Regions from separate parts of the Homo sapiens genome. Here region 1 is linked to region 2. The links are chromatin loops, found by intact Hi-C in ENCODE. Cell type or tissue: heart left ventricle. All regions are shown on one strand. Each heading gives the region's core, and the rest is flanking DNA. Links, peaks and the distances in the headings are about the cores only. Region 1 has its middle 13 kb from the start of MPRIP. Region 2 overlaps MPRIP (myosin phosphatase Rho interacting protein).

What was found. Hi-C counts contacts between places; a loop is a spot of excess contacts. Peaks named below come from ENCODE experiments on the same cell type or tissue, not always from the same donor. Only the 100,000 strongest peaks of a DNase experiment are listed, where the experiment ranks them.
Region 1: a loop joins it to region 2, with 2.3 times the contacts of the local background. A loop is called at or near these places in 4 of 110 quality-filtered maps.

The regions. Positions count from the first base shown.
Region 1 is chr17:17,021,418-17,036,573 of GRCh38, forward strand. No RefSeq gene overlaps it. Among named protein-coding and RNA genes, the nearest start is that of MPRIP, 13 kb to the right of the region's middle. RefSeq lists an enhancer at 7,947-8,521. In heart left ventricle, for the core only: no CTCF peak of the experiment used is centred there; a DNase peak (open chromatin) is centred at 6,877.
Region 2 is chr17:17,114,138-17,129,293 of GRCh38, forward strand. It overlaps MPRIP (myosin phosphatase Rho interacting protein), which reads left to right. Exons shown (of 24, transcript NM_001364716.4): 4 at 12,565-12,716. Among named protein-coding and RNA genes, the nearest start is that of MPRIP, 79 kb to the left of the region's middle. RefSeq lists enhancers at 5,093-5,618, 12,380-12,879, 13,344-13,845, 13,846-14,345. In heart left ventricle, for the core only: a CTCF peak has its summit at 6,862; DNase peaks (open chromatin) are centred at 5,184 and 5,554; H3K27ac peaks cover 2,880 bases.

The sequences.
Region 1 (15,156 bases), core at 4,249-9,248, 93 kb before region 2:
ATAGCCCAGGGGAGCGGGGACAGTGCCTGCTGGGGCCGTGGGCAGCCCGGTGCCAGCCCCTACTGGCATTTCGATGATGCCACAAGTGCCGTGCCACAGCAGGGAGCCGCACAGTCATATTTTGCAAGGTTTTGAGGAAAGAATGCCAGTGTGGTAGGAGGGGAGACCAGTCCCCTCCCTCCCACCCCTCTGGGCTCCATCTGAAGCTGGTTCCTGAGAAGCACGATTGTGCCTTTTCACTGAAGGAGGGGCCCCCAGCTGTACTATGGACTTACTGACTTGTTTCCCAGCTCAGCCTGCCCCGGAGCAGAGCTAGGCAGGACCTTGGTGAAGAGGGTGCAGGGCTGGCCTGGCCTGGTCATGACACTGGGATAAGGAAGCCTGCTCTCCTCCCACCACTTCCAGCTCACAGGGGAATCTGAAACAGCCTCTCCTTTAGGGCTAGGGTTGCCTTTCAGCCACAGCGCCTATAAACCCATCACGGCACAGTGTTTGCCAGATAAGGCATCATCTTGGGTGAAAAATGTAGATTTTTCATCCTACGCAAGTAGGATGAAATCCAAATGGACTTATGGAGACACAGACACCTTTGTTTCAACACCTGGCCACAAGGCCCCCCAAAAGCTTCTATAAACAAAAGGGCTGACAGACCTAGCTCATCCGGTAGGCCCAGATCTTCCTTGCCCGGGGTGCCATGCAGGCAACCCACCCCGGGCTAGGGCAGTGGAGGCTTGATGACCAGGTGAGCTTGGGAGTCCCTGGGCAGAGGCAGGTCTCAGTCCCAGGGCCTTGGGTCTGCTGCTGGGTGTGATGAGTTAATAAGGAGGGCATGGTGTGCAGAATGAGCTCGGGTCCTGGCCATGGGACATCTGGCCAGCACTGTGCCCCTTGGAGCCCATCTTTCCATGGGATCATTAGAGTCCTTCTCTTGCAGCTGTTGGGAGAATGAAACACAAGGAAAGCCCAGGACCAGTACCAGGCACAGGGTCAGTGGCGACAGGTGAGACCACTCCATGTCCCCAGACACATCTGTCCTCTGAGCCTTTCACCTTGGGCTTGCCACTGGACTATCTCTCAAGTAGAAGGGGCTATGGGCGCCCCTCCCTGGTGGTCAGCAGTGGGGTGACCACCTCCTAAGGCAGTGAGTTCCCCATCAATGCGCGTGGCGGTTACTGAAGTGGGGCTGGGGCTGGAGCTGAGCCTGCTGGCTGGGAGAGGGGAAGGCTGCAGTGGCTGGGGAGCCAGGTCCAACCCAGCAGCCTGGTGGCCCCTTCCCACTCTCAGGGAATATCCCACACCTTCCCTGAGCACTGCCTCTGGGCCAGGCCCTGCTGGGAAGGGAGCTGAGAATACCACAGACTGGTCCCCACCCTTGTGGGGCTCATAGGCTGAGGCTGCTAAGTAACATCCCTGTCCCTGTGACACTCGGAACAGGAAGTCAAGAAAGAAGGTTCAGGAATCCTTTGCTGTTTTCCTAATACCAGACCCATCTTTTTCTTTAGCATGTCAACAACTCCCCTCCCTTCTGCGCCTGGAGATTCCTCTTTCTCCTTCAATACATATTTTGAAATGATATTTATTAACATAAAAATTATAAAACCTTTCAAACATCCAGAAAAATATAAGGAAAAATACCAAATATCCATGTTCTCACCACTTGGATTTAACACATGTGAACATTTGCCATGCTTCAGATCCTCCTTTTAAAACAAAATTGTATGACACAGCAATTGATGAACGGATCATCAGTACAATGGACTGTTATTCAGTCGCAGACAGGAATGATGTGTGGACTTGCCATGGTGTGCATGAGCCTCGAAGACATGATGCTGAGTGAAGGAATCAGACACAAAATGCTGCAGATTGTCTGATCCCATGTATTGAAATGTCCAGCTCAGGCAAATCCGTGGAGACAGAAAGCAGGCGAGTGTCTACCAGGGGCTGCGGGGAGGGGATGGGGAGTGACCACTTAGTGGGTACAGGGCTTCCTTTTGGGGTGAAGAAAATCTTTTAAACTTAGGTCATGGTGATGGATGCACAACTATTTTACTAGAATAAAAAATCACTGAATTGTACAATTTAAATGAATGAATTTTCTGGCATGGGGATTGTATCTCTCTCTCTCTCTTTTTTTTTTTTTTTTTAAGATGGAGTCTCTCTCTGTCACCCAGGCTGGAGTGCGATGTTACAATCTAGGCCCACTGCAACCTCTGTCTCCTGGGTTCAAGCGATTCTCTCACCTCTGCCCCCTGAGTAGCTGGGACTATAGGCACCCACTACCACACCCGAGTTAATTTTGTATTTTTAGTAGAGACAGGGTTTCACCATGTTGGCCAGGCTGATCTCAAACTCCTGACTTCAAGTGATCCACCTGCCTTGACCTCCCAAAGTGCTGGGATTACAGGCATGAGCCACCACGCCTGGCGAGTGGACTGTATCGCAATAAAAATGTGCATTAGTCTACTAGGGCTGCTGTGGCAAAATACCATGGACTGGGTGGCTAAAACAAGCAATTTTCTCAGAGTTCTGGGGGCTGTAAGTCCCAGATCAAGGTGTCTGTGGACAGGGCCTTCTGAGGGCTGTGCAGGAAGGCTCTGTTCTGGGACTGTCTCCTTGGCACGGTAGCGCTGTCTTCCCCCCATGTCTCTTCTCCTTGTCTTCCCTCTATGCACATCTCTGGGTCCAAATTCCCCCCCACCTTTTTTTTTTTTTCTTTGAGATGGAGTCTTGCTCTGTTGCCCAGGGTGGAGTGCAGTGGCACAATCTTGGCTTCACTGCAACCTCCGCCTCCCGGGTTCAAGTGATTCTCCTGCCTCAGCCTCCCGAGTAGCTGGGACTACAGGCACCCGCCACCACGCCCAGGTAATTTTTGTATTTTTAGTAGAGACGGGGTTTCACCATATTGGCCAGACTGATCTGGAACTCCTGACCTTGTGATCTGCTCGCCTTGGCCTCCCAAAGTGCTGGGATTACAGGCGTGAGCCACCATGCCCGGACCCAAATTTCCCCTTTTTATGAGGGCACGGGTCATGCTGGATAAGGGCTCACACTACTGACGTCAGTTTAACTTGATGACCTCTGTAAAGAGCCCATCTCCACATAGAGAGAGATAATTATTGCTCCTGTTGCTGTGGCTACTGATGCCATTTGGGGGATTCGTGGCAAGAAGGATGAACTGAGAGCGTCCGCGACATTGGGATCCAGGCTGGCAGCATCTTCCTGGCCGTCCGAGAGGGCTCTTTTCCCCGCCTGGGTGCCTGATCCTACCTACCCTATGCCCTGTGGCCCCCAGTGCTAAATTCCCGAAAAGCCTGGTAGGCCCTTGGTGCCACGAAGCCCCCGAGATCCCAAGTACAAAGCACAGGCAGAAACTGTAGGGGCAGGGGGAGCCACGGCAGGCCTCGGAGAGCTCGGGGAAGGCCACACAGCTCTGGGCTTCCGCCTGCTGTCCAGAGGCTATTAGTAAGGACAGAGCCTGGTGCCAGAGGTCAGGGCAGGTGGGAAGCAGGAGACCCTGAGGCACCCCATTCCTCGAGCAGGGCTCCAGCCAGGCTTGTTGGGAAGTACTTGACTCCATCCCCCATGCCCCACATGGGTAGGCCCCTCTCCCTTGGGTCAGGGCCAACCACATGGTCCTGCTGAAAGCCAGCCCCCTCCCTTCGGTGACCATGGCCTCCCGAGGGACTCAGGGTTGGGAGAGCAGCCAGGAGTATCTCCAAAAGCCAGGAGCTGACTGAATCCACAGCCAGACCACTTGCTCTCTGCAGAACCTTCCTGAGAAAGAACAGGGCTCCTGTCTAGCTGTCCCAGAGGGCAGCCGGGCCCACACCCCTGGCCAGGGGCATCCCCACCCCCTCTGATATATCACCCCACATGGCCCATGGCTGGCTCTGTTAAGGGGCACCCTCAAAAGCAGGCTCTGACATAGGGTTGGGGACAAGTTGTTTTGGGGGACATATGGTCCCAGGAAACACCAATAGAGGAGGGAGGAGGTAGACCTGAGGGAGGGAGGCCAAAGTGACCTATGTTAGTGAGTGGGGCCTTGCTGTGGGCCTGGCTCCCCTGGAGACCCTGCAGAGAGGCACAGCACCCTGTACTCTCCCTCCTGGAGCCCAGTAGTGGGTGTCACTCACTAACTCACAGCCCTTATTGCTCTGAGCTCCCGGGATTTCTGTCCCACCTCTCTGGAGGTGACAGGCACAGGATCCCTGGGCTGGGCAGGGACTGTCTGTCAGGACCTCAGGAATACCCCAAGCACAGGCAGCAAAAGCATATGCTTCCCCCACAGAGGGGTCAGGCTTGGGTCCCCTGAAGCACTTCTAGCTGTGCAGCTGTGGGCAAGTCACAGTGAGCTGTTGCTGACAGCAAAGGCGCTAGAATGTCAGCTCCCTGAGCAAAGGGGCTGGGTCTGTTCTGTTTCCTGCTTTATACCCAGAGCCCAGCCCAGGGTCTGGCACACGCAGTGCTTGGCTAATATTTGTAGGTAAATGTCTCGTGGCTCATGGTGTAAATCTCACTATCAATCATTGGTACCAATTCATTGACACTTCCTATGTGCCAGGCACGGCGCTGGGTGCTTGGCACCTCATTTCTGCTCTGGATAATCCATTGTTGTTACAGTAGTAGGATCACCCCCAAACATACACATGATGAAACGGAAGCAGAGAAACCAAGGTCACCCAGCCAAAAGTAGCAGAGATTTAAGCCAGGTTCCAGAGCCTGCATTTCTTATTCATTAAAAAAAATTAGGCCGGGCACAGTGGCTCACACCTGTAAGCCCAGCACTTTGGGAGGCCGAGGTGGGAGGGTCCCTTGAGGTCAGGCATTTGAGACCAGCCTGGCCAACATGGTGAAACCCCATCTCTACTAAAAGTACAAAACTTAGCCAGGTGTGGCAGCACACACCTGTAGTCCCAGCTACTCGGAAGCTGAGACATGAGAATCACTTGAACCAGGGAGACGGAGGTTGCAGTGAGCCGAGAGCCGAGATTGCGCTACTGCACTAAACCTGGGCCACAGAACGAGGCTCCGTCTCAAAAAAAAAAAAAGAAGAGGAAATTATGTGTGGAATCAAAGAAAACAAGTCAAATACACACAAAGAACAAAACAAGCCTAGAGATCTAATGTACAGCATGGGAACCACAGGTAAGAAAGTTGCACAGTGCATGGGATTCATGTTAAGTAGATTTTAGCTGCTCCTGCCACAAAAGCAAAACTACGGTTCACTGTTAATATCTCAGATGATGGATCTGTTCATTTGTTTCATTATAGTTATACTTTTACTATCTTTATATATAATATAGCTTTTATACCTTAAATATACACAATAACATTTATTTATTTATTTTTAATTAATTAATTTTTTTGAGATAGAGTCTCTCTCTGTCTCCCAGGCTGGAGCACAGTGGCGCAATCTTGGCTTACTGCAACCTCCGCCTCCCAGGTTCAAGCGATTCTCCTGCCTCAACCTCCAGAGCAGCTGGGATTACAGGGGTGTGCCACCATGCCCAGCTAATTTTTGTATTTTTAGTAGAGAAGGGGGTTTCACCATGTTGGCCAGGCTGGTCTTGAACTCCTGACCTTGTGATCCACCCATCTCAGCCTCCCAAAGTGCTGGGATTACAGGCGTGAGCCACTGGACCCAGCCAGCATTTATTTATTTATATATGTATGTATATATTTCTTTATTTTTTGAGATGGGGTCTCACTCTGTTGCCAAGGCTGGAGTGCAGTGGTGCCATCACTGCTCACTGCAGCCTCAACCTCCCCAGCTCAAGTGATCCTCCCACCTCAGCCTCCCAAGTAGCTAGGACTACAAGGGGCTCACAATCACACCCAGCTAATCTTTGTATTTTTTTAGAGGCAGGGTTTTTCCATGTTGCCCAGGCTGGTCTCCTGGGCTCAGGAGATCCTTTCACCCCAGCCTCTCAAAGTGCTGGGATTACCAGCGTGAGCTGCCACACCTGCCTTTGCCTGTTCTTGAAATTCAACCAGAGCCTGGCCTTTTTGCCATCATGGTATGTGGTGTCGTCTGTTCAATAAAGATCTTGAGCAAATTCTGGACCAGGCGTGTGGACGGGTAGGTGGAACTCAACCCTCATGCCCAGTTTTCTCAGCCCTACCCTATGGTTCCAGAGTGATGGCTGTGTGCACGATTCTGAAAGCTGTGTGCGGTGCTGCTCAGGAGCCAGGAGGACACTGGGCCACACTGGGTGTGAATCCTGGCCCCCCACTTCCTGGCTGTGTGAACGTGGGCCAGTTACCCAGATCTCAGTTTCCCCAACTACAAAGTGTGAGTAAGGATAATACTTCCTCCTCAGACAGTTGTTGTGAGGATCAAGATATGAGCTTAAACCGGGTGTGGTGGCTCAGACCTGTAATCCCAGAACTTTAGGAGGCTGAGGCAGGAGGATCCCTTGAGTCTGGACGTTCCAAGATACTGTGAGCTATGATCACACCACTGCCCTCCAGCTTGGGTGACAGAACACGATCTCATCTCAAACATTTTTTTAAAATTAATGAAAAAAAGAGTCCATGCTTAGAATAATCCTGGCATTGGGCAAGTCATACAGAAGTTGTTTTTATAACATGTTTTTTTTTTTCTCTCATTATAAAAGTCACACGTGTGTGTGGTTGCAAGGTCAGGTGGCAATGGGTACTCTGGTCCTTTTTCCTGGAGCTGCTGGACCATCACAGGGCAGAGGGGGTCAGACTTCCTAGGGCGCCTCACTCAGCTGCCCTTGTCCGCCTGGACAGACTTGCCTCTGGGTGTGGCCATTGCGAAGGAATCCTGCCCCATCGCTGACAATGAGCTGCATTCTTCAGAGAGGCTGCCCCAGTCCCCCCAGCTGACGTAAGCCCTGGGCGTGGCAGGTGCACTCAGGAGGCAGGGCTGCCTGCTCAGTGTTGGGTGGAGCCACATGCCTGTCCAGGGCTGGGTCCACCCTGTGTGGACTGAGGCCACCATGTGCACGGTTTTCAGCTATGCCTCATTCGCTTGCTGTGTGAATCTGGGCTGCAGGGCCTGCTGCTGTGTGCCACAGGCCAGTGCCCTGCAGTGCAATTGTACCTGAGGACCCAAGGTGGCCAGGGAAGCCCCAGGTGCGACTTGGCAGGGGAAGCAGGGGCTGTGGACGGATGGAGAGCTGTCATGTGGAAAGGCAGTGTGTCCCCAGGCCGTGGCCCAGCCTCCAACACCCCCAAGTCCCCTCCAGGCCTCTCCAGACCAGGCCCACCACATACTGCCTGTGCAACCTCGGGTGAGTGACCTCACCTCTCCAAGCCTCAAAGTCCTGATCCCCATTGGGAGGGTGCAGTCAGAGGGTGAGTCTGAGCCCCCTGGGGCCTGGCAGGCTCTGTATGCATGGCAGCCACCTGCCCACACTCACCCCAGACATCTGCTCATTCCAGAAACCTCCTGGGAACATCCACCATATGCCAGGCATAGTGTCAGACAGGAGGGGACAGAGAAAAACAAGATCAACAACCGCCCTGCCCTTGTGGAGCTGGCGTTCTAGTACCGGAGACAAAACAAGGTGCTTCCAAGGAGGAAGCCGTGCTCATCAGGTAATCCGCATAATCGCTCAGGAGGAGACTTGGCAGCCAGATGGAGACGCCACCTGGGGTCTTAGGGGAACAGCATTCCAGGCAGAGGGAACTGCAGCTGCAAAGATCCTGAGGAGGAATGAGTGCCCAGCGTTTGAGAAGCAGAGCCGGCCTCTGGACGCCTGCCCTAGGGAGAAGGCTTTCCACCTCATTTTTAGGGTCCTAGGGGATCCCCTCCACTGTGAATGCACGAATGCACAAGGATGACATCGGCCCTTTTATAGAGGGGAAGTTCTTCCCGTAAACAAACCAAAGTCCCTCTGGGGGACTTTGCAACTGAAGCTGAGCCTTCTCTTTTAGTCACTCCCACCCCCCAGACCCAGAGCCAGCTGATTCCTCCTGCATCCTGCTCACAGCTCCAGGAAAGCGTCCTGGTGGGGAAAGTCAGTGAAACACCAGGTGGCCTAAGGTATTTTCCCAGGACCTCAATGTGACTAGACAGGGCTAGCTTATCAACCCTGGGATGCGATGAGAGGGGCAAAGCCCGGCAAAAGAAACTGGACCCAGGGCACTGAGGGAAGCCTAGGTCCCGTCTGAGTGCTCCGCACAGGGATAGGAGGAGAGACAGTCGGGGGTTTTGTGAGGGAGGGGATAGGTGGGTGGTAGTAATGAGGGGTGTTCAAGTCAGTGCCCAGCAACCAAGAGGAGGAAGGAGGTAGAGGGGGTGTCAAGCAAGCCGTAGCTTCAGGCACAGCTGGATCCATAACCCTGAGGCTTGGGCTATGATGGCTGTTGCCCAACCCCCACTCCCATATCACCCAGGTCTCAGTCACCTTCCTCTCTGTGACACAACAGCCTCCTCCCTAGGGCTCCTTCCTTCCACTCTTGCCCCCACAAATCCATTCTCCATATATTGTTAAAACCATGCCACTCTCCTGCTTAACCCCTCCCCCCATGGCTTCCTGACGCCCTCCACATAAAGCAGAAACTCCTTACCCAGGCCCCAGAGACCCCCGCTGACCTCCCCAACCCCACCTCTCTCTCCTCTCCCCTCACTGCCTCTGTCCTTTCTGTCCCTTGAACACACCAAGCACATCCCCACCTGGCCAGCATTGCACCTGCTGTCCTGTCCCCCGGGTGCATCACCATGTGGCCGCCCCTTCTCAGCAGGACAGCCTAGATGTCGCTGTCCTCGGCCATCTGGCCCCCAGCCTTCTGTCCACTCCCCACACCAGCCCTGTCCGGCAGCTCCTTCTGTGATGGAAGTGCTCTTTGTCCACTGTCACCAGCCTCTGTCAGAAGCTACCGGCCCCGTGTGGCTAACAAGCCCCTGAAATGCGGCTACTGCAATGGAAGAACTGGACTCTTAATTTTCAATTACTCCAATTACTTGAAACTCATATAGCCACATGGGGCTAGTGGCCACCATTTGGACAGAGCGACTCCAATGTTCTACATGGTGTAATTTTATTTACTAGCCCTTAGCACAAAGTGACGTGATCTTAACTTCACTTGTTTTCTGTCTCTCTGACGAGAGTATCAGCTTTGTGAGGTGAGGATTGCCTCCGTCTTTTCCACTGCTGTATGCCGGGGCTTAGTAGTGGGCCTGGCGTATAGTAGATGCTTAATATGTAATTGCTGAATGAATGAATGAATGAATGAATGAATGAATGAATGCATGCATGAGTGAATGAATGACTCCTGGGGCCATGAACTCTGAATTTCTCCAAAAGGAATGCTAGTTCTGCCGGGGATTGTTGCTGTGTGACCTAAGTCAGGATCTTGCCCTCTCTGGGCTCAGCATCCTGACCAAGGGGTACCAGGGCCCCTCTGCTCCTAAGGCTCTGAGACTTCCTGCTGCTTACTCTGTCCAAGCTGCCCCGTCTATCCTTCATCCCCGATGCCCACCCCCAGTCTCCCCAGCCACTTCATAGGAAAGGGGCCAGACAGGCTTCCTGTCCCTGGAGCCTGTGTCTAGAGAGCCATCAAAGCAGGCTGCCTGTACCCGTCTCCTAGCAACAAATGGCCTTAGGAAGTATTTGAGGGTGGGATAAAGTGGTGGCCACTGTGGGGCTGTGTCCCAAATCGACAGCTCTCCAGTTGGCCAAGGGCAAGTGTTTCCCAGGAGCCAGGCCAAGGCAGGCTGGCAGTCGTGGTACATGCACCAGGAGTCGGCTCCAGGGTCCTCCAAGCCTGGGCCCTGCAGTCGGCCACCCTTACCTTCTCGTGCCTGTGCTTGGGGTTCAGAGGTGGCAGGGGGTGCTTGGGCCCTACATGCTTCTTGTGGGGACCTGTAGGAACCAGGCATGAGGAAGTGAGGAGTGGGTGCTGACTGTCAGTGACTCGAACCCTGACTGCCCCAGCATCCAACACTCACACGCATGCACATGTGCCTACTCAGCCGGACACAACACACAACTATGCATGCTGACACGCACTTGTGCAGAGGCATAGGCACAGACTGCACTTACCTTATTCTATTTATTATTTTTATTTTATTTTTAGAGACAAGTTCTCACTCTGTCGCCCAGCCTGGAGTGCAGTCATGCCATCCTAGCTCACTGCAGCCTCAATTTCCTGGGCTCAAGCGATCCCCCCGCCTCAGTCTTTCAAGTAGCTGGGCCTACAGGTGTGTGCCACCATGCCCAGCTAATTTTTAATTTTTTTGTAGAGATGAGGTCTCACCATGCTGTCCGGGTTGGTCTCAAACTCCTGGCCTCAAGCGATCCTCCTGCCTCAGCCTCCCAAAGTGCTGGGATTATAGGTATGAGGCAACTTGCCAAGCCCAAACATGCACATAGATATGGACACATGGACCTGCATATATAAAACAGACATGCAAACATATACAGCTCAATCAGACAGAATACACACACACAATGACACTCACAGACAATCACATAGAAGCCCAGATATATATGCAGTGGGGCCAGCCAGATAGCCCAGTTGCCCACAAACACACATAAATATGTACCATCATCTCACAGATCATATGACATGCAAAGATGGATGCATCTGTACAATTCACACACATATTCACAAGTCAGAGATGCAGGTCAGACCCCCAGATAAACAGGCCAACATGCATGTAGACACATAACATGGTCATTCCCAGAAACACCCTCAGAGATAGCCAGACCACCCTCTGGACATGCACAGACACAGACACATAAGGAGATGATATATCAATGACTCTTACACACACCCACGAGTCACAGCCCCTGAAGTGATATGGTGAACTAGAAGTGTCAGCCCCCATTCCTGTGGACTCTGAGCAAACCTCCACTCCCCAGCCTGGCCACACGCAGGCACGCAGGCCGGAAGAGCTGCCGCCTCTCCCTGCCCCGGCCAGCTGGCCGTCCTCCAGGCTTGGTGCAGATGGTGGGGCCAGGGCAGGGACAGCCCAGCCTGTGGCCTGTGTTGCCTGCCTCTTGAGTCCCAGGCCTCTTCTTCTTGGCTGTGGGACCCTGAAGGCCCCCTCCCCACAGCTGAGTAGGCCCTGACAATTTGTGTAACAACCTCGATTTCTGATTTCTTTTGGAAAATTAAAAGATCGATCACGACCAGGCCCAAATCCTGTAGGACAGACGGCTACGACCGAGGCCATGGAGCTGCTGCCTGTTGTAGGAGCATGGACACCCCAGATCACTGAGGCCACTGCTGCCACCTGCCTGGCCCTAGAGGCCTCTGAGTGTGCAACCCTGGAACTACATGCTTCCCTGCATGTCCTGAAAAAGAAAAACATGTCAATCCAGAGAGCAGATTACTACAACTTTCTTGGCTCTTTGTTTAGTGATACTTATCAAGAGCCTTACCAATGTGTTTATCTTTTGACTTAGCAATCCCAACCCATGAATTTATCCTAAGAAAAAAAAAATTTAAAAAGTACACAAACATTGTTCATGAATGGCTAGATACGCACATACGCATACATATGCAGCCCTGTGTCCCTGTGTGTATGCACATGTACATTATATATATATACATATATATATATATATATATATATATATATATAATTTTTTAAGATGAAGTCTTGCTCTGTCACCCAGGCTGGAGTGCAGTGGCGCCATCTCAGCTCACTGCAACCTCTACCTCCCCGGTTCAAGAGATTGTCCTACCTCAGCCCCCCGAGTAGCTGGGATTATAGGCGCACACCGCCATGCCTGGCTAATTTTTTTGTATCTTTAGTAGAGATGGGGTTTCACCATGTTGGCCAGGCTGGTCTCGAACTCCTAACCTCAGGTGATCCGCCCACCCTGGCCTCCCAAAGTGCTGGGATTACAGGCATGAGCCACCGTGCCCAGCCTACATGTGCATATATACACATTCATGTAGACATACACCTTGTTATTAGAGTTTTTACAAATACGGTCTCATTCAGCAAAAACTATGTGAGGCCATACATACTTTCCCCTTAATATGTTGTGAATACATTTCTATACTAATAAATATCTACACCCTGATTTTTTGAATAATTTTTGTTTAGTGATTTTAGATTTACAGCAAAGTTCCACAAAGTTCCCATACTCTTCCCCCACCTTCCCCTAATGTGAACATCTTACATAATCATGCTACATTTGTCAAAACTAAAAAGTTAACATTAGTAAAACATTATTAGCTGGACGACAGACTCTATTAGGATTTCGCCAGTTTCCCACTAATGCCCTTTTTCTGTTCCATGATCTCATCCGGCATCCCACATGGCATTCAGTCTCCGTCATCTCCTGAGGCTCCTCTGGTCCCTAACAGTTCTGAGTCTTTTCTTGTTTTTCACGACCTTGACACATTCGAAGAGTGCTGCTCACGTATTTTGTAGAATGCCCCTCATCTGAGTTTGTCTGATGTTTTTCTCATGAGACTGAGGTTATTAGTTTTTGGGTAAAAGATCACAGAGGTGAGGTGCCCCTGTCATTGTATCAGGGGGTACCCAGTAGCCACAAGACTTACCACCAGCGATGTTGAGGGAGCATCTGCTGAGTTTCTTCACTGTAAAAGGACTGTTTTTCTTCTTTCCATAGTCCATTAGAGGATGAGGATGAAGTTCTGCCTCTTGGAAGCGGTGGTTATCTATGTGTATTATTAGAATCTGATTTTACATGACAGAACAATGTTTCATTTTATGGATCTGCCCTCATTTATTTAGCCAGTACCCTAATGTCACACACTTCCATGACTTTCAGCTTTTCTTTTACAAACAAAGCTGCAAACCACAGCAGGAGCTCAACTTCAAATTCAAAAAAAATTGTGGTTTGTTTTTTTTTCTTTTGAGATAGGGTCTTGCTCTGTCATCCAGGCTGGAGTTTTAGTGATGTGATCACAGCTCACTATAGCCTTGAAATCCTAGGTTCAAGCAACCCTCCTGTCTTGGCCTCCCAAGTAGTTAGAATTATGGGCATGAGCCACCATGCCTGGCTAATTTTTAAAAAATGTTTTTGTAGAGATGGGGTATTGCTATGTTGCTCAGGCTGGTCTGGAACTCCTGGCCTCAAGCAATCCTCCTGCCTCAGTCTCCCAAAGTACTAGTATTACAGATGTAAGCCACCACATCTGGCCTCAACAAATAGTTTTCAAACAACTTCTCTGTAACAGACACTGCACACTCTAGTGAACAATGTTTGTATACCTCTTCAATGTTCTTTTTTCTTCTTAGAATAAATTCACAGGTTGGGATTACTAGGGCAAAAGGTAAGCACATTGTTAAGGCTCTTGATAAGTATCACTAAACAAAGCTCCAGGAAACTTGTACTAATCTGCTCTTTGGATTGACAATTTTATCTTTTTCAGCCTTTTTTTTCTTATTACAAAAATAATTTCTGTTTTTAGGAGATAACTGGAAATCACTCACTGGGCATTTAATGATATTAAAGAATTATTGTTTTTTTAGGTATGATAATGGTATTGTGGCTACTTTTTGAAAATAGTTCTTATCTTTTACAGACACACACAGTAGATGAGGGAGTATGGTTGAAACAAGACTTGTCCTGAGTTGATATGGAAGCTGGGTAATGGATACATCCACCTTCATTATATGATTTTCTCTATATTAGTAAGAAAACAAAAGCTTTTATTAAAAATTTTAAACATGATATAAATCTCTAGCTTAAGTGTGAGTCCCCATTCTTTCACCTCCCAGGGTTAACTGCAATGAACGGTTAGGTGTATGTGCCCCTGACCTTCTCCATGTAAACACTAACTGTGAATATTGCTAACACACACACTCTTAAAACAAGGATGAGCTACTACAATGCACACCATTTCTCCAACAGCTTTTCACTTCACCATATTTTGAGATGGATGGCCACGTCAACACTATCTCAGTCTTTAACAACTAGCCCCATGGTACTCCCCTGTATCAAAGAGCCATAATTTATTCATCCGATCCTCTAATGATAGACAATTGGAGTATCTCCAATTTTTGCTATTAAGAACAATGATGGAATGAACATCCTTGTACATAATATCTGTGTACCTGTGTGAGCAATTTTACAACCTATCTTTCTAGAAGTGGAATCACTATGTCAAAGTGGTCACAGACTTAAAATTTAAATAACATGTCCAACTTGCCCTTCTGGTGGACTTTCTGTGTCAAGTGCACTACATTCTCTCCTAGTGCACATCTGGAGACTATTGTCATTTGGTGCCTGCTGTAGAAAAGCCTCATGGCGTCACAGCTGGAAAGGGCCTCCGAGATCTTGTGGTCTTGCTTCCAGGGAAGGGTGGGGCCCAGCCCCCGATGCTGTCAGGGCCACGTGCAGCTCCCTGGGCTGGAGGTTGTGTAGAGCAGTGCTCACGAAGATACTGCCCATGTCTGAATCCCAGGCTTACCATTTACTGTTGTATGACCTTGAATACTTGCCTTGTCCGTGCCTCAGTTTTCTCATCTGTAAGCTGAGGATAATACTAATTCTGGGGTGGCAACTGGAAAGGGGTTAGGAGATTTTTCTTGAAGCTACATTAACAAAGTATATATTTATTTGGGGTGGCTTTCAGGGGATTGATGGATGATGGGGGGTGGGCACTAAGGACTCCCATCAGACACCACCAGCGCTGCCAGAGCTAATTTCAAATGATGACAGCTGGACTTAGTGAGATTCGACGTGACGAATGCCCAGCACACGGCACACAGCCTGGCACACTGTCAGTGCTCGATGGTTGTGAATTCTTGAATGCTGACAGGTGCTGTCTGGGACAGGGAGACCAACATTTCAGAGAGACTGTCCAGGAGAGGGAGGCCCGAGCAACAGGAAAAGAGGGGACCCAAGAAACAGCCTAATCCAGCCCGCCACTTACTACTTAAATAAAGTTTGATTGTAACACAGCTGCGCCCCTTCATTATGTAATGTCTATGGATGCTTGCACTTGACAATATCAAAGCTGAGTAGTTTCGACAGAGACCATATGGCCTGACAAGGCTAAAATATTTAGTATCTGGCCCTTTACAGAAAAAATCTGCCAACCCCTGGCATAGGGGTTATAGGCATACTAATACATGCTGATAGTTCTTGAGCTCACACCGTGTTTCAGGGACTGTTCTAAGCACGTCACATATATAAATTTCTTTAGTCCTCACAATACTCGTATGACATGGCTACTATTTATGGTAGCTAG
Region 2 (15,156 bases), core at 4,268-9,267:
CTGCTTTGGCCTTCTGAAGTGCTAGGTGACTTTCATTTTCTAATGACTAATGACGTCAGGCACCTTTTTATGTGTGTCTTGGCCATTTGTATATCTTCTTTGTATATTCACATCCTTTGTCTATTTTTAATTGTTTTTTGTTGTTGAGTTTTAGGAGCTGTTTATTCTAGATACTAATACTTTGTCAGATATATGATTTGCAAGTATTCCCTTCCCTTCCCTAGGTTGCCTTTTCGCTCTCTTGGTCCTTAGATGTACAAAGGTTTTTAATTTTGATGAAGTCTAGTTTATCTTTTTTTTTTCTTTTGTTGCTTGTGCTTTTGGCGTCATATCCAAGAAATGGTTGCTAAATCCAGTGTTACAGGGCTTTTTTCCTTGGTCTTCTGTGCATTTTATAGCCTTTGTTCTTGCATTGAGGTATCTGCTCCATTTCAAGTTCATTGTTGCATATGGTGTAGTGTCACCCTTGGTTGGTGGATCCTGCTAGCTGACCATTGTGGTGGGTGAGGGGGATGAAAAGCTGTTCTTCCCCAGTTCCCATGCCTCTCCTACCTTCTTCCCATCTACCCCCCGCCCACCCACCACCAGTTTTAGGAGGAAGGTGGGCCTTAACTGGGTGAGGGCTCCCAAGGGAAGCTCCTCTGGCAGAGGGCCCTTGGCCATTTGGCGGGGGCCCTGGTATCTCGCTGCCCAGGCAGCGGCCGAAGCCAGCAGGCCAGCCTGGCGTAGCAGGTGTGAGGAGGAACTTCCTGGTCTTGGCAGCAAGTGAAAAAGGTCCTTGTTTTCTTATTTTCTCCGTTAAAAAAAAAGTAGTTTAGTGGTTCTAACTATGCCCCTGGGAAAGCCCTGAACGGGTCATTTCCTCAGCATCCCACAAAGTCACTTGTAGCAGAAGGCCCAGCCCACGCACTGCAGCACCAAGGCTGGGGCGAGGCCCACACTGCATTGTTGCTGCTGGCATTAGCAGATGCTGCACATCTTGGAGGCCCCCTCCTGCTAATCCACGAATGCCTCAGAAAGCATGCACTGTCTCTGGGGCCAGAGCTGAATCTTAGAAGAGGGCCTACTTGGGATGGGAGCGGTAGCTCTGCGTCTGTGGTGACACCCACTGTCACATTCCAGTAGAGGGAAGGAAAGGTAGGGCCTCGGGATTTTGGCCCTGACTGCATGGTTCCTGCTTCTTCTGTGATGGAGGCGGCATGCTGTGGTGGGCTAGGAGTTAGGAAGCCTGGGCCTGAGTTTCCACGTCCAGACGTTAGGGAGAGGTGGGGTGTAGAGGGCCTTCCAGGCCTGGGTTGGCAGGGAGGCGAGCTCTTTCTCGTGATGGAGCCATGAAGGCCTGTTGGAAGGCCTGGCCTGCTTGCTGCTGAGCCTGTGGTTTCTCCCTGTTATCTGTGCAGTGTTCTGTTTTGTTTTGTTTGAAGTGTACAGGTCATTGTCTTTGAGGATATTCACGTGGTTATACAACCACCAACACAATCTAATTTCAGAGCATTTTTCATCAACCCCCAAACAAACCCTGCATCCCTTAGCTGCCACCGCCACTCCTCCCCTCCTGCTTCCCATCTTTATCGATTGGCCTGTCCTGGACGCTTGATGTAAATGGAGTCATGCAGCATCATCTCACAACTTTACCATCTGCTGGTTGCAGCAGAGTCATTGGCCCAAGGCTGGGGTGGTGGCTTCAGACCAACACCATGGACTTGGTGGCCTAGGTGCTGATCATGCAAAGGCCATTCCTCAGGGGCCTGCATCTCTTTCCAGACAGCTTCTCTACCTCATGCCCTGCAGAGCCTGCCACTGTCTGGTCTTTGCACACGTGTCATCCTGTTAACCCTTAATGAATATGGGATTTTGGTTAAAATGATGGTTTCTATTTTATAAATAAAACGTATCTATTACATATATAAGTAAATCAAATATTTATATTATAATTAAATCTATAATATAAATCTAGCAGGGTTGGCTTGTTCCATCATTCAGAAATGTTTACTGAAGCACATATTGGAAGGTGCTGACCTAGGTGTATAGAGTAAATACAAGGAGTTTTATCAGGCACCTTGTGGCTTAGTATGCAGAGCAGTTGGGCAGACCTGTGGATGGGCCATGGCCTCTGCACAGGGGCTCCCTTCAGGGAGCACAGGACAATGATCCAGGAGGGGAGATGTGCCAGGCAGGCCTCTCCGGCAGGACAGTGATAAAGGAGGCTGCTCTGTGCAGCGGGTAACCGTGGGTCTCCCAGGCCAGCAAGTAGGTCCAGGAGGCAAGGTGGGGCAATTGGTGCAGGGAGCAGAGCTTGGGCTGGGAGCTGTTGGAGCAGTTGAGTTGTGGGTTGGCTTGGCCGGATCTATGTTCATGAAGAATGGTTCTGGGGCTGTTCCTGTTGAATCATTCTGAGGCTCCCAGCACTGCTGTGCCTAGGAGGGTAGAACCCATGGGCCTCTTCACTGTGTACCAGGTGTTCCCAGCTGGCCTCATCTAGCCAAGCCTCCCACGGAACTCCCAGAATCACAGGTCTGAGGCCTCCGTCCTGCCAGTCCCCAGTCTGTATTGGTGGGCAGTGGGAAAGGGCCTGCCCCGCATGCATCTGCAGCTGGGGAGAGGGGTCAGAAATGTTTTGCAGGTAGTGTCTGGGGCCAGGTGCTGTCAGCCTGGGGCTCAGCAGAGGGGCAGACCCTGCTCTCCCCTGGAATGTGGCCTGGGAAACCAGCCTCTGGTGCTCCCCAGGGCCCCAAGGCAAGGGCCAGAGAGGCACAGGGAGAATCTGCACGGTACTCAGCTGCCTTTGGATTGACCCTTCGGCTTGGTCCATTGTTTTCAAGAGCCCTTATCAGCCATCTTAGCACAAGTAGATGGCCATGGTCTCTGAGTAGAGGATGTGCCCCCTCCCCTTGCAGAAGACGGTGGCCCATGATGCCCAGAGCTCCTCAGTCCACTGAGCCCTGCCTCTCTGCCACAGGGTAGAAGACGGAACATGCCCGACACTGTCCTCCCTCCTTCCCAAACATTCGAGGAAAGTTGTTGAACCCATCGTCTTCTGACCACCACCCTTGCTTGGTAGGAGAGTGGTGATGTGCACTGAGAAGCAGCAGGCGGCACGGGTGTGCCATCCCGAGCCTGAGCTCGAGTCCCGCTTCAGCTGTGCAGTATCGTTTGTAGTCTTGTGACAGAAGGGGGTAGATTATCACCCCAAAGGGAAATCTCTAGGCCAAAACATTAGGCCACTTCTCATTCCCCTCCCCTAGCCCCTGGCAACCACTCCTCTGCTTTTTCTCTATGGGTTGGCCTTTTCTGAACATTTCACCAAGATGGAGTCACACAGTGTGTGTCCTTTTGTGACTGGCTTCATTCACTTAGCGTGATGTTTCCAAGGTTTGCTCATGTTGGAGCATGTGTCAGGATTTCATTCTTTTTATGGCTGAATAAAATAATATTCCATTGTATGAATATTGCATTTTGTCTATCCATTTGTCCACTGATGGACATTTGGGCTGTTTCCACCTTTTGGCTATCGCGAATTATGCTGCTACGATATGATTTGTGTATATGTTCGAGTACCTGTCTTCTGTTCTTTTGGGTATATATCCAGTAATCAACTTGTTGGGTCATATGGAAACTGTCTGTAATTTTTTGAGGAACTGCTAAAGTTTTCCACAATAGCTACACCACTTTACAATCAAAACGAGGCCTATATTTACTACCATTTTACATTAGGGAAACTGAGGCTCACAATTTGCGACTTGCCCAGAATCACAGAGCTAGTGAGTGCAGAGCTAGGACTTGACTCCAAGGGTAGGCTCTTCTTGGCTAGAGAGCTCTGAAAACAGATTGCTTAGAGTCTACCTTAGATCTCAGAACTTCTGCAGAGGGAAACAGCTGGGAGAGCAGTGGTTTGTGGCTCCAGCTCTTCCTCCTGTCCTGGGCTGATGGAAGCCCCATGAGCTGGTCTCCCTGGCCTGTGCTGTAGGTCCAGCCTAGGTAGCCCTGGCTGGCCAAAGCTGCCTAAGGTCCTGGGAGTCTCACGGGGGCTGTGTGGCTAGCCCAGGTCATGGGGTGGTCTCCCGGCCCTTCTTTCTGCAGCCAAACTACTTCTAGGAGCCTGATCTAACAAATCACAAGCCTCTCTTTTGAGGATGTGCTGGGGACCACCCCAAAAGCCATCGGGTGTAGAATGGGCATCCAACTCTTGGCCCAAAGTCCCTCTGGGGTTGCAGGACCCTCTCTGGGGTCTGCCAGGTTGTAGCATGCAGGTTTCATGTGGGACACCTGAAGGGTGGGGAAGAGTGCAGAATCATGGCTCCCTTCCCAAGGAGGTGATAGGACCTGGAATCAGACCTGACACCTGAGGACAGGCATTGGGATGAGGGCTCAGCCCAGCCTAGGGGCTGTTCCATGCAGCTTCAGGAGGCTACAGTGTGGAGGATGATTGTGGAACTGCCCTTTGAACCATGAGGACTGTGGAGTACACCAGGACTGGCGGTGACGACTGGGAAGGGGGAAGGGAGTTCTGCCTGGTGGGTACCTGCTAGGCCCATTGTCAGTCCCTAGGCGTGGTTGGCCTAACACTTCTCTGAGTTGTGGCACAGAGGCCAGGCAGAGGCTTTGCTTACTCTGGGCCTGCATGGGATCATGACCCCTTTTCTGCGGCTCTTTCCAGTTTCCTCAGAGGACTTGGGCTTTGGGGATATCTGTCTGTGGAGAGTGCTGCTCCCTGGGGAGGTCTGCAGCCCCAGAGGGACTTTGGGCCAAGAGTTAAGTGCCCTTTCTACACTTGATGGCCTTTGGGGTAGTCACCAGCACCTCCTCAAAAGAGAGGGGCTTGTGATTTGTTAGATCGGGCTCCTAGAAGCAGTTTGGCTGCAGCAAGAAGAGCCGGGAGACCACCTTTGACCTGAGCCAGCCACACAGCCCCCATGAGCCCTGCTCCTGTGTTGTGCCTCCCAGGATGTGGGTTCCAGGGGCGCCTAGGAACTCAGCTGGTGCTCCCCAAGGGCTGTGTTCCTTCCTGAGAAAACTCTGGAGCCAATGTCCTGAATTCCAAAGAAAGGAAGGACCTCTCCTTAGACCTGGCTCGAGCAGCCAGACCATGTCTGCAGCACAGCCCACCAGCCCAAGGGAGGAGGGAGGTGGTGTTCCTGCCTGGGCGCTGCCTAATCAGGCCATAGCTCAGTGAAGTGCCAGGCTGAAGGCAGGGGCCGTGCTGGGCAAGTCTCCACGTGGTCCAGGCTGGGTAGCCCTGCCTACAGTTTCTCTGATAAACTTAGGCATGACCTTGTGCAAACAATTGTTAAGTCCAGGGAGGAAAGATGCCAAGGAGAGAGGGGCAAGGGTGCCAGTCAGAGAGGACCACACTTGTTCTGGGTGGCCCACAGAGTGCCACGTCCCATAATCACTTGGAGCCCCAGCTTGTACATTTGAAAGTCAGAACAATGATGTGCCTGCCTCCTGAAGCTGTCATCAGTACCTGTAGCTACTCAGGGCCTGGCCACAGTGAGCACCCAGGAAGTGGTGAATACACTTCCTGCTTCTACTGCAAGGCAATTCCCTGTGTCCTCCCTAGAACGTGCCGAGCTGCCTGTCCCTGCCAGAGTGCAGATGAGCAAGGCGACCGCTCAGCCCCAAAGTTTGCAGACAAAGCTTTTCATACTCCTTAAGTGGGTCACAGTGCATATGAAAAAATAATAAATACAGTGCACATGGTAGAAATACTGACTCACCGTTTTCCATTTCATGTGCATGTGTGCACTTGTGTGTGTGCTCATCATGGTGTGAATGTGGTGTTCCATGTGGGCCTTGGTTGGATGAGTTTGTGAAACATGCTGTCTCAGGACCTCAGGTGTGGGGGGAAGTCAGGTTTCACCTTGAAATCCCCTTTCTGACCTTGAGATTTTGGGAGTAATTCTTTGCCCTAGGGGAAAGCCTTTGTTTCTTGGGTCTCTGTTTTCTGGTCTGAATGAGGGATTGGGGGATAAAGGGAAGACTCCCACCCAGGTCTCACGTGCGACTGGTTCTGTAACAGCAGCTGCCTGGAAGGAAGGTCCTCCTGATGATAACGCCAAACAGCCTCTCACCATATTTCTGCTTACTTTCCTCTTGTTTCCCTCTGGCTCTTAGAAGCTTGCCTTCCCACACTCATGGGGTCAACAAGAAACAAAGGCCTGTTTTCCCAAAAGTGCTTCTGCTTGGGCCAGGGGTGTGGTGGAGAGTCCCCGGTTGGAGAGGCTGCTATAGCAGTATTATCCTAACCCAGGAAGGTCACTCTGGCCTCTGACAAGATGCCCTGGCTGCAGTGCACAGAGCTTCCAGCCTCCCATGGGCCTGTGGACAGAGGACCGGCAGGAGGAGCAGGGTGTGCTCATCTCTTTGGAGAGAAGCCTGAGTCCTGTGTCCTCCTGCCTAAACAATCTGCAGCCTGTAGCAACTCTGCCCCTTAGCTGGGGTAGGGTGGAGCCCAGAAGAGGACCAGAGGCTCCAGATAGCTGGAGGGCTATGTGGGGGCTGAACCCATAACTTGGTGACATAGCAGAGTCGATGGCCTACAGAGGGCCGTCTCTTTTTTTGGAAAATGAATCAAACAAAACTAGGTGAAGCTCAGCCTCCTAGGAAACCTGGATTCCTGACCTCTGGAGGTATAGAATTAGGGCAGGAAGCTCATCAGAGTTGCTTTGCTGACAGCGTTAGAGCTGAGGCGTTCCTTCTGGCTGGATTTGGGTTACAGCCTAGATATTTGCCCTTACTCTCGCAGCACAAGATTCAGGCCTACCCAGACACAGATGGTTGTATCCTGCCCCCTAGGCAGAGGCAGGGGAGGGGAGAGGTGCTGGCTGAGGGGCTCCCTGGAGCCATTGGTTGAGTCTGTTCAGTCTGGAAATGCTGCTGAGTGCAGAGCAGCAGGGGGACCAGCTCTGGAACCAGAGTGCCTGGGTTTGAATCCTGACATGGCTACTTCCTAGCATTGTGACCTTAAATCAAAATTACAGTTCTGCGTTGTTTAATGACAGGCACACATCCTGAGAAATGTGTTTTCTCAGGCAGTTTGGTCCTTGTGTAAATATTCTAGAGTGCACTTACACAAAGTTAGACAGTACAGCTTATTGCACACCTAGGCTTTGTGGTAGAGCCTATTGCTGCGAAGCCATAAACCTGTACAGCATATACTGCAATATCACAAGCAGTTATAACACAGTGGCAAGTATTGATGTATCCAAACCTAGCAAAACATAGAGGGAGCTGTTGACTAACATCGTTGTGCGGTGCATGACTGCACCTAGCTTCTTAGCAGTCTGCTTCCTTGTCTGCGGGATGAGAGTGACAGTAGTGCCTGCCTCATAGTGTGTTCGGAATGTTCAGTGAGAGGACACGGGAAGAGTTTGCAGCAGTGCGTGGTATTCAAGGGCATGGGCGCAAACATGAGCACCATTGTGCCCTGCGCCTGTGCTGGTGCTGTTGTTGCTGCTTCCCCATCGGCAGCAGGGGAAGGGGGAACACTGCACTACTGAGACTTGGAGGGAGCTATTTTCTTTTTCTTTTTCTTTTTTTAAGTTCAGGGGTGCAAGTGCAGGTTTGTCACATAGGTAAAGTTGTGTCATGGAAGTTTGTTGTACAGGTTATTTCATCACCCAGATATTAAGCCTAATGCCCATTAGTTACTTTTCCTGATCTTCTCCCTCTTCCCACCCTCCCCACTCTGAAAGGCCCCAGTGTGTGTTGTTTCTCTCCATGTGTCTATATGTTCTCATCATTTAGCTCCCACTTACAAGTGAGAGCATGTGCTGTGTGGTTTTCTGTTCCTGTGTTCGTTTGCTAAAGATAGTGGCCTCCAGCTCCATCCATGTCCCTGCAAAGGGTATTATCTCATTCTTTTTTATGACTACATAATATTCCATGGTGTATATATATCACATTTTCTTTCTCTGGTCTGTATCATTGATGGGCATTCCGTGTCTTTGCTATTGTGAATAGTGCTACAGTGAACATACATATGCATGTGTCTTTATAATAGAATGACTTATATTCCTTTGGGTATATACCCAGTAATGAGATTGCTGCATCAAATGGTATTTCTATCTTTAGGTCTTTGAGGAATTGCCACACTGTCTTCCACAATGGCTGAACTAATTTACACTCCCACCAACAGTGTATAAGTGTTCCTTTCTCTCCACAATCGAAGGGAGCTGTTTTTTGTTTTCATTTTGTTGTTTTTTTGTTTATTTGTTTTGTTTTGTTTTGTTTTTGAGATGGAATCTCGCTCCATCACCCAGGCTGGAGTGCAGTGGCGCAATCTCGGCTCACTGCAAGCTCCGCCTCCCGGGTTCACGCCATTCTCCTGCCTCAGCCTCCCGAGTAGCTGGGACTATAGACGACTGCCACCACGCCCAGCTAATTTTTTGTATTTTTAGTAGAGACAGGGTTTCACCGTGTTAGCCAGGATGATCTCGATCTCCTGACCTCGTGATCCGCCCGTCTTGGCCTCCCAAAGTGCTGGGATTACAGGCATGAGCCACTGCGCCTGGCCAAAGGGAGCTATTTTATAGCAGGTCCTCAGTACGTACCTGGACCTGTCTTCCAAGAGTGCTGGTTAGAAGCAGTACATAAATACAATTTAAAAAGTTAGTCCCAAACCCTCACGCAGTGCTAGTGGGAATGTGAGATGGCACAGCCACTTTGGGAAATAGTCTGGCAGCTCCTCAGAGTTAAACATATAGTTTCCATATGACCCAGCACTTCTGCTCCTAGGTACACACCCAAGAGAAATGAGAGCACAGGAGCACTGTACAGGAATGTGCACAGCAGCACTATACACAGTAGCCAAAAAATGGAAACAGTCCAAATGTCCATCAACAGATGAATGGATAAACAAAATGCGGTATAGCCGCACAATGGAACGTTATTCAGCTGTAAAAAGTATTGAAAGACTGACACATGCTGCAATGCGGAGGAACCTTGAAAATATGCTAAATCCTTGAAAATATGCTAAATGGAAGCCAGATTTTTCCATTTATGCAAGGTATCCAGAAGAGATGCATCCACAGAGGCAGGAAGCAGGTTAGCAGTTGTTGAGGTGGGGACAGGTGTCAAAGGGAAGTGACTGCGAATGGCTTTTCAGGGGGAGATGGAAATGTTCTGCACTTGATTGCAGAACAGCTCTGTGAACATGATGCTAAAAGCCATTGAACTGTACACTTTAGGTAAATTGTATGTAAATTATATCTCAATAAAGCTGTTGTTAAAAAGAAAAGTTAGGCCAGGGGCGGTGGCTTCGCGCCTGTAATGCCAGCACTGTGGGAGGCTGAAGCAGGCGGATCAGTTGATGTCAGGAGTTCGAGACCAGCCTGGCCAACATGGTGAAACCCCGTCTCTACTAAAAATACAAAAATTACTATAAAATACAAAAATATAATACTAAAAATACAAAAATTAGCTGGGTGTGGTAGCATGCATCTGTAGTCCCAGCTAGTTGGGAGGCTGAGACAGGAGAATCCCTTGAACCCAGGGGATGGAGGTTGCAGTGAGCTGAGATCACACCACTGCACTCCAGCCTGGGCAACAGAGCGAGACTTCGTCTCAAAAAAAAAAAAAAAAAAAAAGAAAGAAAAAACGAAAAGTTAATACCAGGATTAAATAAAAATGAGATCATCTGATTAAGAGCAGGAAGTTTTTTTTCCCTCCTCCATGGAAATAGATTGGGCTCTGGAGTTAAAATATTCCCTTCTTTGATAACGTATTTACCCCCATTTGCTCTCCTTTCTCTGTGTGTGATAGGGTTAGGTGATGCCCGCCTCACAGTAAGTAATATTGAAGAGGGCATAAAAGGGAGTGTAACTGTGAAATCTTGACACACAGGTAGTTAATACATGCTAATTTCCTTCAGTCCTGGCTCAGCTTGGTATGTTTTTGCCTTTTATTAATGCTTCTGAAATCCTTTTTGGAAGGAGATAGAACCCTCACTTTGCACATGAGGAAACTGAGGCCCAGAGAGGTGGAGAGGTGGAAGGCATTGCTTCATACTCATTTGGTGAGGCTGAGACACAACCACGTTCAGCAGCAGAGCAGGGGCTTTGTTCAGCTGGGGGCCAAGTGCCCAAACAATTACTGCGTAAGAGGGAAGAGTGGGCTTCAGGGACAGTGAGCAATTTGGTGACACTGAACCCTGGAACAGTGGCCTCAAAGTGGGGTCTGTGCCTCCAGGGGGCCGGTGGATGATCCCTTGAGAAGAAAACTTTGGAATTTCTGTTGATATATTCCATCTAACATATGTCTCTGTGTGTGTGTGTGCACACGCATGCACACTCATAATAGACTGGCACCATGGTATGGATACACAGCTCATCCAGGGCCTGTACTGTCAGCAGTTTGAGACCACGGTCCCAAGGACCAGGGTGGGAGTCAAAGACCAGAGAGGAAGGGCCACCTTAGGAAAGCCCCTCTGCCTCCACAGTGGTTCCTTCAGGATGGCTTCTGACACTCTAGTAACGAGTGCACTGGCCACTTTACCATTTCATGTCATCCAGTCCTCACTGTGGTCCATGGAGTTTCCTCAGCAAACAAGAGAGTCCACCTCAGAGAGACAAGATGCCTTGTCTAGGGAGGTGGAGGTGGGGTGCGCTTTTGCATGGGGGTGTTGGGCTCAAGAGGGAAGTCAGAGCAACCCTTCATTTGCCCAGAGGGTTCAGACAGGCACCTGCACTATGCCAGGATGCCCAGGATGAGAATTTCTGTCAAATAGAGTAAAGGGGCTGGAGCTGGAGAGAGGAGATTAGGAAAGCCAGGACCCCCACCTTGGGCAGGAAGGCCCACCTGTCCTGTGGCTGTGGCCATAGCACTCAGTGTGGGTCTCCCCAACCAGAAGGTGGCAGGGGCTTGGATCCAGGCTTCCTGGACTAACATAAAGATGGGGTCTGAGGCTGCCTCCTGTACCCTCTCCTTCTCAAGAAACACCCACTGCTTGGTTGCAGAGCAACCCTACCCATCTCCCTTTCCTGGCTCCTTCTCAAGGACCCTCCAAGAGTGTCTGGAAGAGACACCTGCGGGCCACTCCACTGATGGAGAGCACTGAGCTGGGCTTGAATGTGGCTCCTCCTCGTGTCCCCCCAGGGTCAGTGTTGAGGCAGGATGCCAATGGTGTATGCTGAAAGGGTGAAGCCACTGAAGGAGGCTTCCCTGTGAGCCCAGCCTCCATCCCACCTGCTGTGCCACCTCCCTTCTGAGCTGGACCCACGGGGGATGGCTGAGTCCAGAGACCCCACAAGGAAAGGCTTCTTGGACCTGGACATTTAACCATGGAGAAAAGAGCCAGCAGCCATGTAGGCAAGGGCTCTGCAAAGCCAGCAGCCCTCCGGTCTGACTCCTGCAGGCAGGCATCAAGGGGTGTAGAAAGAGGTGGCAAGTAGGTCAGAGGAAGTAACAGGAAGATCACAGGAGCTTGAGGTGGAGGGACAAGGAGGTTGCACCTAACCTGTTTCTGAAAGGAAGAAGGTCGGGGTGTGGAGAGTGGTTGGTCTGAGCTCAGCATGGGCACCAGACCCAGCATCCTGCTCTTGAGACCAAGCCCCCATTGACTGTCAGCAAGGAGCTTGAGGCTGGATGGCCTCTGGGTGGAAGGCAGCCCAACTGCAGGCCACCCCTCAGATGGATCAGAAGCATCTTCTGCTTCTTCAAGAATGAGAACAAGGAAATGGTGGGCTGTTGGGGGTGCTCAGTGGAGAAGCCAGCAGCTGTCCATTAGTGGGGTGGAGTCAGTGTGGAGTGTGTTAAGGACAGGGGCACCCCTGGTGTGGTGGTAACCATGGCAACCCATCTGCTCTCCCAAAGCATCCTTACGTTGGGAGAGTAAGAAAGAGGCCAGAGGGTACAGGGCTAAACAAGTCATCTCCATAAAGGTCCTCTTGCCTAGCCCTTTGCCTCAGTAGGGATTTCTTAAAGGCATCCTTTCCTGCTTTTGGTTTTCTGTCCCTAATTTCAGTGTGTAACAGTTTTTGCTGTAAGAAAAAAAGTTACTGTTTGCCATGCCAGAGCTGGTGTGGCAGCCTTTGCTGGGCTCTGCTATGGCCCTGGGAAGGTGCCGTGGGCCAGGCTGCCGGGCGTGCTCCTTGGCCGCCTCTAAAGAAGGCACAGTGCACCCACCCCACAGCCTGCTCTCAAGGATGTGGCTTCTCTCTGGCCCCCTCCTTGCCTCTAAAAATAACCCTGCTATTTTGAAACTGCCTCCTCTGGAGCTTTTTCTTGCTTCTCTGTGGGATCAGCAGCCCTTCTGAGACCAGGATCTCAGCTGCCCCTGTCACCGCAGCTGTCCCCATCCTGTCCTCCCCTGCATATCCCCTCCAGTGCAAGTGGGATGTCGCTCTCCACGTAGGAGGGATGTTTAGCTGGGTGTCCTCTGGAGAAGGCCAGGCCTGTCCCTGTCCTCCCTGGGATGGGCACAAAGGAAGAGGAGCTGGGGCTGGAGTGAGGGAGAGCACTCCTAGAGGCCCCACAGGCTGGGAGGGTCAGGAATGGCCTGGGGCTGTACGACATCTGTGGCCCCATTGGCTGGCCTCTGGGTGACTCTCTGCCGCCTTCTTCCAGCCCACGACCCTTCCTCAGGGCACCATCAACATGAACCAGTGCACAGATGTGGTGGATGGGGAGGGCCGCACGGGCCAGAAGTTCTCCCTGTGTATTCTGACGCCTGAGAAGGAGCATTTCATCCGGGCGGAGACCAAGGAGATCGTCAGTGGGTGAGTATGCTGGCACTGTGGAACAAGGCACCACCACCTGCCACAGGGCCAACACCAGATGGGCCGCCTGCCCCTGTGGCAGTGTCGATGTTGTCTACTTCCCCGTGTGCCTCTATTCTTGGGCTCTGTCTCTGTTCTCAACACCGCTGTGTGCTGAGCACAGCAGAAATCAGGACATTCACCATTCCACCTGCAGCCTCTGGGGCCCCTCTTTGCTCTGGCCACCTTACCCTCCTCGGGCCTCCCCACCATTGCACTCACCACACCCCCAACTCACCTGCCCCTCCACCTGGAAGGGGATCAGTCCCTGAATCATATGACCTGGGCACGCCCTCCCCCAGTCTGGGATGGCTGCTCCTCCTTCCAGGGCTGGTGCTGGGCTCCACCACCTATGAAAGCGCCAGGTTATCTGCTGTGTCCACGTGTGTCTCTGTCAGTGGTGGTGGGGGTGGGAGGTGTCTCAGTCACATCCCCAGCACCTCACACCCGAGCCACTCTGCTGCCACTGCACAGATTGGTTTCTGTGAGTGGAGAGAATGGGTAAGTGTCTCACTCACCCAGGTCCCCTGAGAGTGGCGAACTGGCTCAGGTTGAGAGAGCCCACAGTCCAGGGGCCTGAGCGCAGTGCTGAGCCCAGGGCAGCATCTGCCTTCCCAGAGCTCCCAGTCTAGCAGGGAATTCTTTGCTACCCACATGGCCTGGGCCATGGTGAAAAGCCGTACATAGTCCGTGCAGGTGAACAGGCTCATTGGGCCTGACAGGAGCTCACAAACTGGATCTCCGAGAATCCCTGTCTTGCTTAAGGCTGAGAAGGAGGCACATGAGTCTAAGAAGCTCTGGGAGAAAGTAAACCTGGGGCTTGCTGGGCCAGGCTGACTGTAGCAGTACAGAGTAGAGGGAATCAGGAATACGAAGCCCTTGAGTTTGAACACACAGATGACTCGGAGCACCAGCCTTTCTTTAGCCTCTCAGCTGCAGCCTGGCCAAGCCTGGTGAGTGAGCACAGCTGGAAGTCCAGGGCCACATGGCAAGGCGTCCAGGAGCCAGTGCTGGGTCCCGGGGGCGCTCTCTGCGGGGGTGTGCTCTCCCCTAGAGTCCTCCCCTGGAGAGAGGCAGGTTTGCATTTCTGAGCACCTGGAGCCGAGCTGGAGGAGCACTTCTGTCTCCCACAATCTTAATCCAGAACCATATGATCAAGAATGTCAAGGGCCTCTGAAGAACCCTCGTGGTACAGTCGAGGAGACCCAGGGCCTAGAGACAGGAGCCTGGCCAGGGGCACCTTCTGCACTTTCTGGCTCACACCTGTTTCTGCTGTTGGCCGGGCAGCACACAGCCGAGGCTTCCTCTGCCCAGGTGGCTTCCCTAGGAAACCCTCACCCTTTCCACAGGAGCTGGGTCCCAGGGAGGGTGTGGGTAACAGGTGGGATGGATGGGAGTCCTGGGTCTCCAGGGCAAGCTGGGGAGTGTCTGGAGCAGGGTTGGTTCTAGGACCAGCACATAGAGGTATGTGTTGTACCATGTGGTATTAGGAGAGGGTGATGTTTAGCATTTGGACTGCCTCCAGCAGGCAGCTTAAGTCCTGCCAGAAGTCCTCACTCCATCCCAAGCCCCTCTCCTGGGTCACTTCTCTGCTCTCTTCTGTTGCATATTCAGGCTTGCCATACCCATGCAGCTTGGGTAGACAAGATCGTTAATGGACCAAGGTACCGGGTGCACATGCCATCTGGGCCCTACGTGTGTGGTGGCTCAGTGGCGTATCCAAAGCCAGAATAAGCTGCCTGACGCTCTTCCCCTTCCCCTCGCCCTGGTTGTGGGCCACGTTAGTTCGTGTCCAACAGGCAGGTTCTCACGTGGCATAACCTCGTGATCCGCCCTCACCTTCCCACAAGCTGGGATGCTCAGCTGCGTGAGGGAGTCAGGTGTGGCCTATGCACCCTGGGGACAAGTGCTTTTGCCTCCTTCTCCCATTCCTCTGTCTCCTGCCCTCGCTGACAGCCCCCTTCCTCTGCTCCCTCTCTTGCCTCCCTCTGTTTCCCATTATAACTCCTCTTCCCAGTAACCTCATCCCTAGGCTCTGGAGCGCCATTCTGGGTCTGAGCTCTCTGGTCACATCAAAGCTGGTCCCTAAGAAGGTGCAGACACTTCCACCAGGCAGCTGGGAGCTGGGTGGGTTGGGGACAGTCCCACCCAGTCTTCTTCCCAGGTCTTCTCTGCATAGCCCTGACAGCTGCGTGGGCTGCCGGGTCTCTCCTGGGCCTGGGTAGAGGAAGTTGGCAGCTCTTTCCAGTTCCCACTTCCAGGATTCTGGGCCACACTTTACATAGCTCTTTTAGACGAGGTGGGTTTGGGTAGGAGTTGGCAAGGGAGCTCTTCTGTGCTCTCAGCTGGGTGAAGTCTGGACTTCCCTTCTCCCTGCCCTGCCTTTTAACCTTACCCACTC